2 separate regions of the Mus musculus genome follow, and region 2 is linked to region 1. A link is a contact called in ENCODE Hi-C or POLR2A ChIA-PET data. All regions are on one chromosome and are shown on one strand. Each heading gives the region's core, a stretch centred on a gene start or an enhancer-like site at or near the end of the contact. The rest is flanking DNA. Distances are from core to core; before and after follow the strand shown.

Region 1 (6,503 bases), core at 2,916-5,415:
CATCACCATGTTTCCCGAAATGCAACCCAGACACTCAGAACCAGGTATCCTCCTGCCCCAACTTCTGCCACTTCTAAAATAAAATTGAGGAAAAGTTTTCATGAATTTATTTCAGCCAAGTCTTTCTTAAGTTCCACCTGGGCAATATTCTAGGTGCAAGATTTCAGCCGGATGTGAGGTCTTTTGTTTGTTTGTTTGTTTAAAGGGAGAGAAGGCAGACAGATTTCTGGAGTCAAATGGGTTGTTCATGCTCCCTTCCTCTTTCCTTCTGAAGTAACACACGCAGAAGAGGAGATATAAGTAGTCCCCACATTTACATTATGAACTGATTCCCACAGAGGAAATCACTCAGAACCGTGAAAATTAATCACACTGAGGTTTGCATTGGCAAACCATTTCTTTGGGCTTTCCCATGGGATGCAGGAGTGGAGGCTGCAGGCAGGACAGTTCTGAATGCTTGAGTTAGCCAACCCTCCCCCTCCCCCATTTGTTTTCCCTTGGATGCAAATAGACACAGATCATTTGGAAGCATATCCCAAATTCAAGTCCCTAAATACACTCTTCTCTAATTTCAAAGAAGATTTAAAAATAAAAAATAAATTAAAAAAAATTCCTAGGAATCCATCCTGCTCATCAGACATGAGGTTGGCTCTCTTTTTACCCTGTTATCATCAGGCGATCAAAGATGGAAAAGGGTAGAGGTGTGCATGGGGAGGTGGCAGCAGGGAGAGTGGGGAGTGGTTGAAGGGCTTTGGGAAGGAAACTGGGACAGGGAAATGGCCAGCATGAAGGTCATTGGGGGGGGGTCTCCAATATTTTTACAAAAATGCAGCTTTAACTTGGAATCCAAACATCTCTTTCTTTCTGGACAAAGTACTCATCCACATAGGCATGAGGTTGGGCCAGTAAGCTGACAGTGGGACAGGAGGCCAGGAGCAAAGAGCAGCATTACAATGTCGGTCCCCACATCCCTGAAGGTCACGTGGAGGAGAAAGAGAAGTAACTTGAAGTAAAGAAAATCACCAGTGGCTTAGAACCATGTCTTCTACATAGCCATCTCTGGGCCCTGGATAGAATGCTCAAGAGGACAGCCTATGCCACATTTATGCCAGGCTTGCCCTTTCAAATCTGGGATCCCCTTGGAATGCTAGGAGGTAATGTCTTAAATTGTGAAAGGGATTTCATGTTTCAAATATCCATGACACCATTCTAGACACCCAGTCCTCTTGGGAGCAAAGGACACGTTGAGGTTATTTCTTGAAAAACCTGCTCCCTCCAGAGGCATCAAGCAACTGCCTCTGCAGTTGAGGAAGAATGGAGGAGGACGTGTCATAAACCTATTTCTAAAATGTCCAAGGGATACCCACCCCAAGCTAAGGACTCGCAATCTTCCACAGGTCTTCACTGGGGTTAGAGAAGAACAGATTCAAAGCCATGCGCTTAGCACCCACCAAATTCTCAGGCCAATTCCCACAGCCAACAAAGGACTCTGAAGCAAGCAAGCACCATCATGGTATCTCAGTGCGCCCTGCTCCAAGAGAGATCAGGAGCAGATCACAAAGACCTCACTGATACAAAAGAGAAATTACCAAACATTTCAGACACCAAAGAGGACCAAGGGGCCTTTGTTCTGCCACATTCAAATGAAACCACAGATGGCGAGAGGGACAAACAGCAATGATTACTCTTTTGCATTTCTTTCTTTTCTTTTTTTTTTTTTTCCTTTTTCTTTTTTTATAGAGCCTTGCATTGGTCAGTACAAAAAAAAATTAAATTAAGTACTATAAACCTTAGTAATGACAATTTGAGAGTAAGAGCAGCTCCAGCCTGGGAGAGAACATCTGTAAATCGTGGCAGCCATGGCTTAATGCCATCCCTGGCGTGTGCGTGCATTCATGCTGGACACTGACTGCTACAGACTGGGAAGAGAGAAACAAACCAACAGAATTTGGGCAGTCTAAAGTTTCATCTAGTGCACTGACTGGAGGCGCTACAGTTCAATACAGTTGAGGTTCAAGGTCCCTCACACGTCCTTCATCCAAAAAAAGGATGCAGCACACATTCAAATAGAATCCCATGGTATGCCCTGATGGACTGGCTGCAGAATGCACTCGATTGCAGTAGAGAACGAGATTGTCAGCAAGCAGTGCTCCAGAGCAGTTTCTAAGTCATGTCCACTTTTAAATCTTTGGAATAAATCAGATTTCTTTTTTCTTTAATACCCTCCAACTAACATATACATAATTGCTTCTGGCAAATGGAGTATGTGTGTGTGTGTGTGTGTGTGTATGCACCCGTGCGCACACGTGTGTGTTTACAATGGTTTCTTTTCTTTTTTTCTTTTTGGTCTAAATTGGAAAAAAAAAGTAAAACAAAAATGAAATTTCTAAAGGCTAGACCTCGAAATGCCCCAACTGTCCAACTGGAAGCTATAGCATTTGTGACAAAGCGGTCCCTTTACCCTCAGACAAGTAGATTCAACATTTCAGTAAAACCAAAGCCGTAGAAAGCTGAGAACCCAAGTGCCAAGGATCTTGAAGGTTGCTGTCATATGTGTTTGTGTTGCTTATATTATTATTATTATTTCTTTTAAAAGACTTCAGTTTTGCATCCCAAATATGTATGGGCGGCATTTTAACAGTCAGTGGATAAAACAGTCAGAGGAGGGCAGGAGGGAGCCAGCTGGTATGAGGGTGCAGCAACCTTGTACGGACCAAACGCCACTTTTGTTTGTTAGACGCGTCTTGAAGGGATGGTCCCAGAATATACAAAATATACAATCTGCCTTAATACCCACCCCGCTTGCTTGCATAGGCCAGTTAATGGTCCTAAAGGCAGTCTTTGGAGTTTAGGCCAGTGCCAGCTAGCTAAGAATTCGGGAAGATAGAAACCAACATTGGATGTGTGTGTGTGATATGCAAGTGAGCAATATAAATCCCTTGGAATCAGCTTTCAGGGTAAATATGAGGCCTCTGTTGATCTTGGGTGCTCTAGGTCACAAGCCATGGTGGGTCTAGCCAAAAAGAACCAGTACCCCCTAAAGAAAGCGCCCCCCCACCAACACCCGTAGAGACATCATAAGAGTGACACATTCACCCTTTCCTTAATGGACAACCTTCATTCCCACAATGGCATTTTGAAGTATGCATTTAACAAGTGGGTACCATGATCTCAGAGGGTGAGTGAGGGAAGGGATGGGATGATGTTTTGTGAAGCCTCTAGATTTGGGAGGCATCCGCGGACTCCCCCACTCCTGGAAAGAGTGAGATTTTTGGCTTTTTTGTCAGGTCATAACCCAGAGTTAGATTAAATACGCAGCTGCCCTTTGAGACTAGCGAGATCTATGCTGTAAGTAGTTATAGGGTAGCAAGGACAGTAGAGTAGCCGCTCACTGTGAGCTGAGGTCATCACGCCTTAAGGAGGGATGAGAGAACTCTGATGTCCCATCTGATTGGCTGCTTCGAGAGCTAGACATCCAGGTGCCGAGAGAGTCCTGGAGAGGTTTAGTCCACGGAGAAAAGATAAAACATTTAAGCTTCCAAATAAGCTTTTTTTTTTTTTTCAAGTTTTCATTAGCAAAAAATCAGAGAGATTTAAAAAGAAAAAATCTAGCACTGGCAAGAAGGTGAGGCTCAAGGGGTATACTGTGATTTATCATCAAGGACTTTTATTCTCTTGGCCACTTTGCAGTCATGCTAGAAGTTTTCAGAATCCCTAGTGCATATGATGTGCGAGAGTCAAAAAAAGTAAGAAAAGAAAACTCCTCCCTCGAGAGTAAAGTCTAGAGAGATGCAGGCCAGAAAGGTGTAAGGTGTAAATCCACAGTCTGCTGCCGCTAAGGCCGTTGGTAGCAATTCAAAAGATCTCACTGGTCCTAAGAAGAACCAAAACCAACCGACAGTTCTGTGAGGAAGTCTGACGTACGGAATAGTAGGACTTTTCACACACAAAGGACAAATAACCCAGGAGTTAAGTTTGGCTACCAAACTGCAATTTGGTTTTCTAGGTCAATCTCCCCCAACTATTTAAAAAGAAACATTAGTGCTACACATATGCAACCATAAGATGTTGGATTCTCTTATCACGTTGCACTGAGAAGTTATGTAAGCCTCTTGGACTGCGGCCACCATGGAGACAGACATCCGTTTGCTTTGTTTTCCATTGGCAACATTGGGAAGTGATCCAGTAGCGCTGGGGTCAGCAGCCAGTGCCTTGCCGAGTTCACCTGGCTTCCTTCTTCCTTGTCTTCTATCATCTGGCTAGGGCAAGGCATAAGAAATAGACGTATATACTTTAAATATAGTTGAGTGCATGAGAGTGGATCTGTGTGTGGGTCTGTGTGTGAGAGGGTGTGTGTACGTGTGCGTGTACATGTATGCACACAGAGGTTTGTAAGCGAGAACTTTCTTCTGCGAGGCAGTTCTCCCCGCCTGAAGTCCAGCCCTCTGCCTCACTGCATTTCCTTCGGACATTGGCTGCTGCCATGGCAACTCTGGCCTTTGCGGTGTTTTGTTCTTGTTGTTTTTTTTTTTTTTACTTTTGTTTGTTTTTATTTTGTCTTGTTTTGTTTTGTTTAGATATGTCTCTTCATATGGAGCGCAAGATGGTCAGACCTGGAGAAACACCTAGAACGACAAACAACAAGCATGTCAGAGAGGTCCAGCTACTTTTCTCAGTTTTAAAGAGAGACAGCACTTGTGAGTTATGGAGAGACGAGGAAGTGTGCTGGAGGAGTCAGCTCGGGTCAGACTGCTTTAATTCAGACCCTAGCTCTTCCAGTAGCAGCGTGGCTGATGGGGACACTGTCTCTTACGTTTATTTAAGGATTAGGCAAGAGAAGTATCATAATATCACATCGCACAGAGTAAGATGTCACTACACGGGGACTGTTATGATTATAACTATACTTATCTAAGAAGGAACAAAATGTGGAAGTGCTCTCTAAACACATGACATGCTCATGCACTGTATATACAATAATGAATAACTGGCCTATGTCACCAGTTAGTAGAACACTGATGTTTCAACACCCACTTTGCTGTCTCGGGCTTTACCATGAAAGCCTAGGAGTGTATTGCCTATAATTCCAGGTCCACACAGGCATAATATATTCACACCAAGACAAAGAACAGAGTGGTGTTCACAGATAGCCCCAACACTATCCTGGGGACATCTCCATGATGAGTCAGTCAGTGTGTGTGTGTGCATCTGTCTGTCTGTCTGTCTGATTCAGTATGTGTTAAAGAACTAAGGGGAGGATACATAGGTGGAGAGTCATGGAATAAAGACTGGGGCTGAGGCTCTTGGACTAACACTTGGGGCTTAAGTTCCATAATCGAGCACCTTCCTTGGCAGATGCTATGGTCATCTTCCTTCCTCTTTACTCTGATGGTAGACATATGAGAGTCTCTTGGGTAGAAACCCTTTTATGTTCTCACTAGTATAAAGCTGACCTTCCTTCTAAAGTGAAAGCCATGGCGGCAGTGATTGCTAAGCAACAGTCACATGACACACAGAGGCCAAAGGAAAGGTGGTTCTATAGCTACTGAAATTACTGGAAGAGAGACATGCTCCTTCCACTGGGAATGCTAAATTGCTAGGAGATGAGCTTTGAGCTGCTAGTGTGCCCATACTGCCGCTGGAGAAGGAAGTGAGCAGAGAAAAGAATCTGGATGGTATCTGGGAACTTGGATTTAGCCAACCTTAAAGACAAACTGAATTCCATTTCTAATAGTTATTCGAGCTAATAATCTAAGCTTGTTAATAAGTAGCCGTTTACACTGACATCAGTCTAAGGCAGGTTTCTGCATCTTACCAATAACAGTGTGGGCATTTCCGTGCTCTAACAGTTTGCAATATCAGGGTCTGGCGGAAGTACCTGCTGTGATGCATGTAAAGCAACAGCCATGCATGGTCTGGCTGTGTGCTCTCTCCTTAAGCTAGCCCTTGCCTGGACTATGACAACATTCCTAGGCATCGCTGTAGCTTGAGATAGCTCCACCACTCAAATTCCTTGCTAGGACATTAGCAAGCTACCCATTCAGGCTTGCAGAGTTTCCTGTCCAAAGCAAGGCTTCCCTGTGTTTGCTCATTCTTAAACAAACAAATCACAAATCCACCCTGTTCCCTGACCCCATACTCTCCACACCCTCTGTTTATGCCCATTCCTTAAATAGGTACATGTGTACAACAGTATCCCAGGAGATGATAAGAAAAAAAGACAAGGCTGGGCCAGTGGTGGCGTACGCCTTTAATCCCCGCACTTGGGAGGCAGGGGCAGGCAGATTTCTGAGTTTGAGGCCAGCCTGGTCTACAGAGTGAGTTCCAGGACAGCCAGGACTACACAGAGAAACCCTGTCTCGAAAAACAAAACAAACAACAAGAAAAGAAAAGAAAAGAAAAAAAGAGAGGAGAGGGGAGGAGAGGAGAGGAGAGGAGAGGAGAGGAGAGGAGAGGAGAGGAGAGGAGAGGAGAGGAGAGGAGAGGAGAGGAGAGGAGAGGAA
Region 2 (5,964 bases), core at 2,778-5,277, 270 kb before region 1:
CTCATTGAGAACATAGCTGGTGTCTTAGACTTGTGAAGTCAAGTGAACTAAAATCATAATTCATGTTGACACTCAGAAGACTGCATTTAGAATTGCTTTCACAACTTGATGTGGACCGATGTTGGTGGCCTTTTAGAAGGTAGGCACGAGAGAAACCTGGTCTGGATGTCTGTAGTTACTCTTGGTGGTAGTATAAAAGCAGACACTATGAGAGGCTTCAGGCTTCCTTTCTGCTCCAGGGAGCAGATGACAGGGAGATACTTTCTGTGGAGTAAGTGACTAATGAGGAAACTAGCAAGTCAGAGTGATGCTGAAAGGCACCTGCCCTATAGGACTTCCTGCCAGTTTGCAAAGGAAACCATATGGAATCTTTTAAGCCCAAGAACACATTTAGGGGTTCAGTTAGGAACATGGGTAGTGTGAGAGCTGCAGTTATAGAACAAACTGAGGAAAGGAAATATCTCTTCAAGAGTCCCCCCAAAAGTACAAGGATATGCCAGAGCCAGCATCTGGTCATCTTACTTAAAAAAAAAAAAAACATCTTCAAAGGATTACAAGATCACCAGTTTATAGACCTTGCCCTTGTCCCTATTTATCCTGGTCTGGGTGCCAGAGGCAGCACAGTGAATGGGTTAGGAAGAAAAGAGAAAAGGAAAGATGGACAAGCTAGTAGAGGAGACTGACAGCCCCCTCCCCACAAACTAAAAGAACAAAGGACCTAAAATTGGGTGAGAGATGACTTTTAAAGATAGATCAGCAGATGCATTTTTAAGATACCTGAAATTAGGTTCTTCTAACCTCTGGATGTGAATAAACTACTTTCTCATATGCCAGAGGCATTCTTGTTGAGCGAGGAAAGAGCTGACAGAGCCAGTGAGAGAGGACAAAAGAAATCCTAGCTGTTTGCAGCCTCAGGACTGAGCCAGCCCATTGAGTGAACTGGTTTTCTAGTGTGAGCTTGCTGGTGTATGGCACATGATCCCCTAGACTTCTTCTCCTTGCTAGTTACCCCAGCAGCAAGGCTCATATCCCATATGCTCTTCCTTTTAATGTCTGGTAGTCAAAGCATGCCCTGCCTCTTTCTGCTTGGTTTCACATTTTTTGCTTCAGGGTTATATCACCAAGGAGAAAGACTTTTTCCATAAATTGCAGGCAAGAGCTATAAACTCCCTCTGGGTTACTTTGTTGGGCCTTCAGGATGAGATTGGAATCTGAAGGGAGCAGATAGTACAATTAGAAAGAAATTGTATCAGGCAATAAAACATCCTCTAATACTGTTGGTAATAGCATATAACATTACACGGTGTGGGGCCCAAACAAGATGTGCTCATCTGCAATTATTCATGCTCACCAGGGAAAGACTTTTCCCTTTGTTTATTGTTTTAATCATGACTAACAAGCAGCGTAATGATAGGGTTATGGTGATAACAGTGTGAAGGATGAGGTCTTGAAGTACAAGTAGCAGGGATGGAATTGACCCTCATTTCTGAAAGTTGCTGGCAGAGCACAGGAGGTGTGTGGTCTACCCTTCAATGTGTGTGTGTGTGTGTGTGTGTGTGTGTGTGTGTGTGTGTGTGTGTGAGAAGTAGGAGATAGTTTATCCTGAATAGGGGCAAAGTTGGTTGGCCCAAGGCATTCTTTTTCTCCCACAGGCTGCTTGGGGGTCGTGTAGCTCACAGGCTCTTTCTTTCATTGTATCCTTCCTGCAGAGTAAAAATTCTTCTTCAAGAGCTACAGTAATCCTTCCTGCTTGTGTTAGTAACATGCAGTTGTTTTGGAGATGGAATATTACTCTCACAAACACTTCCAGAGAATTCTACCTTCCCTGGGTCTGACCTAGAGTCGTCCACACCCTCGTTTCTTACCTTCTTATCCTGGGAGCAGGCTCTGGTTCCATGGCAAGTGACTTCCCCAAGGTTCCTGAGCCTGGTCCAATAAATAGAAAGCATCTCCACTTCTCTTCAAGAAACCAAGTCTGTAAGAATCCTCAGTGGTGGGAAAGTGGTTTCACAATTGGGTTTCATTTTAAACAAGTGATTCGATGCACTGGAGGGCTAATATTAGTAAATGAAGTTGATAAAACTCAGTCATAGGCTCTGTGTGTGTGTGTGTGATAGCTTTTCCCTCATGACCTAGTACCTGAGATAATGAGTACAAGAGTAGCAAATGTTTAATTTTTGCTCATGGGTTCAGAGGTTTTAGGCTGCAGTTGGAAGAGTATTTGATGAGTCTGTTTAAGCAGACTGAAGCCCTCCCACTCCTTCAAAATACAACAGCCACTGATTTTTAAGCATTTCCCTTAAAGTTTAAGTAAACAAAACATCCAACTCTGAGAACCATCTTACCCATTTACAGGTGAAGACACCAAGACTCCCACTTTACTATGCCACATAACTCTGAGGAAGTTATTTAAATTCCTAGCTACTACATTCCACATATTATATATATTATAGTCTTGTAGCAATCAGAAGCCAGTTGTTTTCAAGAAAAAGTCTTAATGTTCTTATTTTTATAATAGAATATGAGAGAACTAGCACATTATAAATGGGTGGCCATTTTCATTTTGAAGTGAGTTTTACCTTGGATGAGAAAGGTTGTTTGTCTTTTCTTTCTGTATGTTGATCTATGGGGAGTCAAGGATAGCAGTGCTGTTGGGCCAAGGATGAGGACACCCAGTTTGTAGGCTCTACCTCTACCATGTGAATGGTCCAGACCTTGGTTTTTTCCACTCTATGAAAGATGAAGCTGGAGTAGATAATTTCTAAGACAGGACGTGCTTCCACCTTTAAAAATTCTCAACATAAGCTGCAATTCTCCAACCCATCATCCTAAACCAGGCTTTAAACTTCTGGATGAATAGGCTTCCATCCCAGGACCAAGAATATGCAGTTCCTCTTAAATCAAACTCAACATTAAATTGCACTGCAAACAAAAAGTTTCACACGGTTTGAATGTTGCTGTGTAGAATTTAATGAGCTCCATATGCCTGACCTCTGGAAGGAAATGATGTTGGGAACTGTAGCTGGGGAAGAGGCTAAGGGCATCAGCATCTGCTGTGAGTTACTTGGAGGGAAGGGAACCGACCGCATTTTTGTATCACTGCCAAGCTGGAGAGGTGGAAACGCTTTGCAATCTGTGCGCTCACCTTCTGAGAGCGGGCTGACAGTTTTCCAATGTTTTCCTTGCTCTTCGGGAAGTTGTGGAGGACAGCAGATTCTAACTTCCTTTCTGTAGCTGCAGCAAACATCTCAAGTCTGCGGGGGCAATTGGGTTTCAGGTCCGTGCTGAAGAGAGCAGGCTGTCCTAGGAGACACATGAATGATGTGACTGACCACTAGACTTGTTTGAAAGAATCTGCTATCCCTGCTGGGCCCTTCCTAAAACCCGGGTCTGATAACAGCATCCTTTCTCCTTATTAATATATATACATACATCCTCTCTGCTATACACAGACTGTCAAATTGGACCTGGATGCACTTTGGAAAGGTTCTTTGGTCTTCTATCTTTACCCTCTTGTGCCCCATCTACGGACCCCTCAACAGCATTCAGGTTTCATCTCTCTGGACTTTCTAAGTGCTTTCTCCTCTGCGGTGTCCCTACCATCTGTTTATCACGCAGGATGCTCCTGCACCACACAACTCATTGACCACTTTGCAGGATGCGTCTCCATTCTCCCCTTTGCCCTCTGTGCTTTGTCTTTTCTGTCTCATAACCCTGTTGGAGTGAGGAGGGGGCTGTGCAGTCTGCTCCCAGTCAGTTGGAAAGGTTTTTGTGAATGAGACCTTGTGGGCTCCTTTCCTTTATTTTCTGGGGGCAGAAAACAATCTAATTTCAGTAAATGTTGGTTAAATGAAGACAGGAAAGAAGGAAGCTAGGGCCAGAAATTCTTCAGGGCAACGCAAGAGCCTGTCTCTTAAGGCTTCTTGGATTCCTCTGGTTACCTCGTCTAAAATAATTCATGTCCATCAGCTGTTCTGCGGCACATCCTTTCTGAAGACTATTGTCTAATGGTAGGAGACAGTTAGTGTTCTACTGACCATAGGGGGTTGCTATGAAACAGAACAGAACAGAGAGCATCAGCAGATTCCTCATCTTCTCACAATGCTGCTGTGTGCCCTGTACAGACGACACCGAAAGACTCTTCTCTTAGAGATGTGCTGCACAAAGTCATTTTCTGTGTCACTCGTTGCAAACAGACAGTTCTCTCCAATTGGAGAGGCAACCATTTATGTCTTTTGTCATAGAGTAGGATTCCATTCATATTTTTGTTCCTACATTCATTTCAGAGGGTTTCTCAAGACCTGAACTATTTTTTGGCAAACTATCACTTTTCTTCCTGGTACTAGACTCAGAGAATAAAGGCCATTTATGCTTTTTTTTTTTAATTATTAAGAGTTGTATCAAAATTGAAAATCAGAATTCTGCGTTGTCATATTTTCATGAGACATGGCAGTATTCAAACACATTGTCTCATGTGATTTTTGCAACAGACTTGTGACATGAACGAGGCAAATATCAGAGGTAGAAAAATCAGAGGTAGAAGGTGACATGATACTGTGGGTGGGTGACTCCCCTCTCAATCCCAGTCATCTTAAGTGAGGAGGACCACTAGCCGTGCAGAACAGCATGGTTTGGGTTACCTTTGCAAGTGTTTAAATCCCGAGTCAGGCAAACCATGTTGGGTGCTGCCTGCTTCCCGTTGTCATGTTCTTCATGCGTGATAGGATTGAGGGAGGAAAACAAGAAGGACTGACCATTCTTTTAGTGACCGTTTTAATGTAGAATCACAGCTGAATTTACTTGGAGGGGGGAGGCCGGTTGTAAGATTATTGTTTTTCTTCTTTTTGTTTTAAACTGAGACTATCTGTCCCCTTTCATCATTTTCAGAGAACTGCTAGGGCAGACGTTGGGAAGGAATATAGCAAGTCCATTTGTTAGAATACCTGGACCCTCCTCAGAAAAGGTGAGGGTGATCAGTATGTTAAGAGCTCAGTTAAAAACAGGGAACATTAAAAGCAGGTAAACTGGGGGTTCCCTGTGAACACGTGCCTTCGTTAGAAAAATGGAATTTGAGGCTCTAAAACACAGCCTGTTTCCAAGTAATTGCTGAGTTCCCCCAAATCTTGTTTAACATATTGCTGGGATAATGCATATGAGATGGTTAAAAATGGAAGGGAGAAAAAAAAATTCCCCAACACCCTTAGAGGAATTTGCAATTCATAAAGTTACTGCCAATTTTGCATTATAGTTGCCATGGCAGCCGTGCTAGGCTGCTGCTCAAACATTCCTCAGAAGGGGAAGGAATAGTATATAATAAGCTCTTCAAGTGTAATTTTTTATTGTAGTTGAATTAGTGTGTAATTCTCGTGTGAGCAGCCCAGTAATCCGTGAATGCGCACTCTAGCAACGATGCCGATTTCTTATCTCTGCGTGCTTATGCAATCTATGAAAAAGTTGCTGCCTGCTCCCAGTGCTTGCTAATTAATTATTAAAAAATAACAAAAAAAGCATTAGTGGCAATTAATTAATTACAAAAGCAAAAGCACAAACAATAAAAACAGCATTTTGAACATGACTCCAAGGGCCTGGCCAGCTTGTTAAATGGAACTGCTTTCAGCCAAGCTTCAAGGCTGAGTTTTGTGTCTCACCCTGCTCCTTCCATGTTTGCGAAGTAGCCATCAGAGCCAGTTGTTAGACCAAAATAATGCTTTATTTTTGTCGTCTACATAGGGAGCGTTTTTGAAAAAAAAAAACCTAAATTTTCTTTGCTCAGCTTCTGGGGAGTGAGTCTAACAGGTTGCACCATCCAGGTCTGAAACAAAGGCAGTTTTGGCTTCAGTGCCCTATACCCCAGGCCTGTATTTCACTGAGGGAGAGACACTGTAGACAAGTCATTTTTATTAGTTTGTTTTGCATTGTGACAAAGTAGCTAAGGATGGGTAGTTTAGAAAGAAACCAGGTTTA

What was found. Hi-C counts contacts between places; a loop is a spot of excess contacts on that map. ChIA-PET counts read pairs that join two places held with the same protein, here RNA polymerase II (POLR2A).
Region 2: a map of left cerebral cortex shows a loop between it and region 1 (3-fold over the local background). The contact joins the promoter of 4933402D24Rik here to the enhancer-like site in region 1. A Hi-C loop is called at or near these places in 4 of 37 maps with a recorded cell type or tissue (heart and left cerebral cortex). POLR2A ChIA-PET finds 5 or more read pairs at or near these places in 1 of 5 experiments (Patski).

What each region holds. Positions count from the first base shown.
Region 1 is chr1:64,031,140-64,037,642 of GRCm38, forward strand. It overlaps Klf7 (Kruppel-like factor 7 (ubiquitous)), which reads right to left. Exons shown (of 4, transcript NM_033563.2): 4 at 4,524-4,625. The coding sequence ends at 4,574. Among named protein-coding and RNA genes, the nearest start is that of Mir6899, 8.1 kb to the right of the region's middle. Within about 2 kb of position 4,166, at least 2 of the 3 ENCODE cell types and tissues checked have a DNase peak (open chromatin) inside an H3K27ac peak, as active enhancers do; they include left cerebral cortex, where a contact is called at or near this core.
Region 2 is chr1:63,765,240-63,771,203 of GRCm38, forward strand. It overlaps 4933402D24Rik (RIKEN cDNA 4933402D24 gene), which reads right to left and starts at 4,028. Exons shown (of 3, transcript NM_001256158.1): 1 at 3,942-4,028; 2 at 3,146-3,303. The coding sequence starts at 3,966.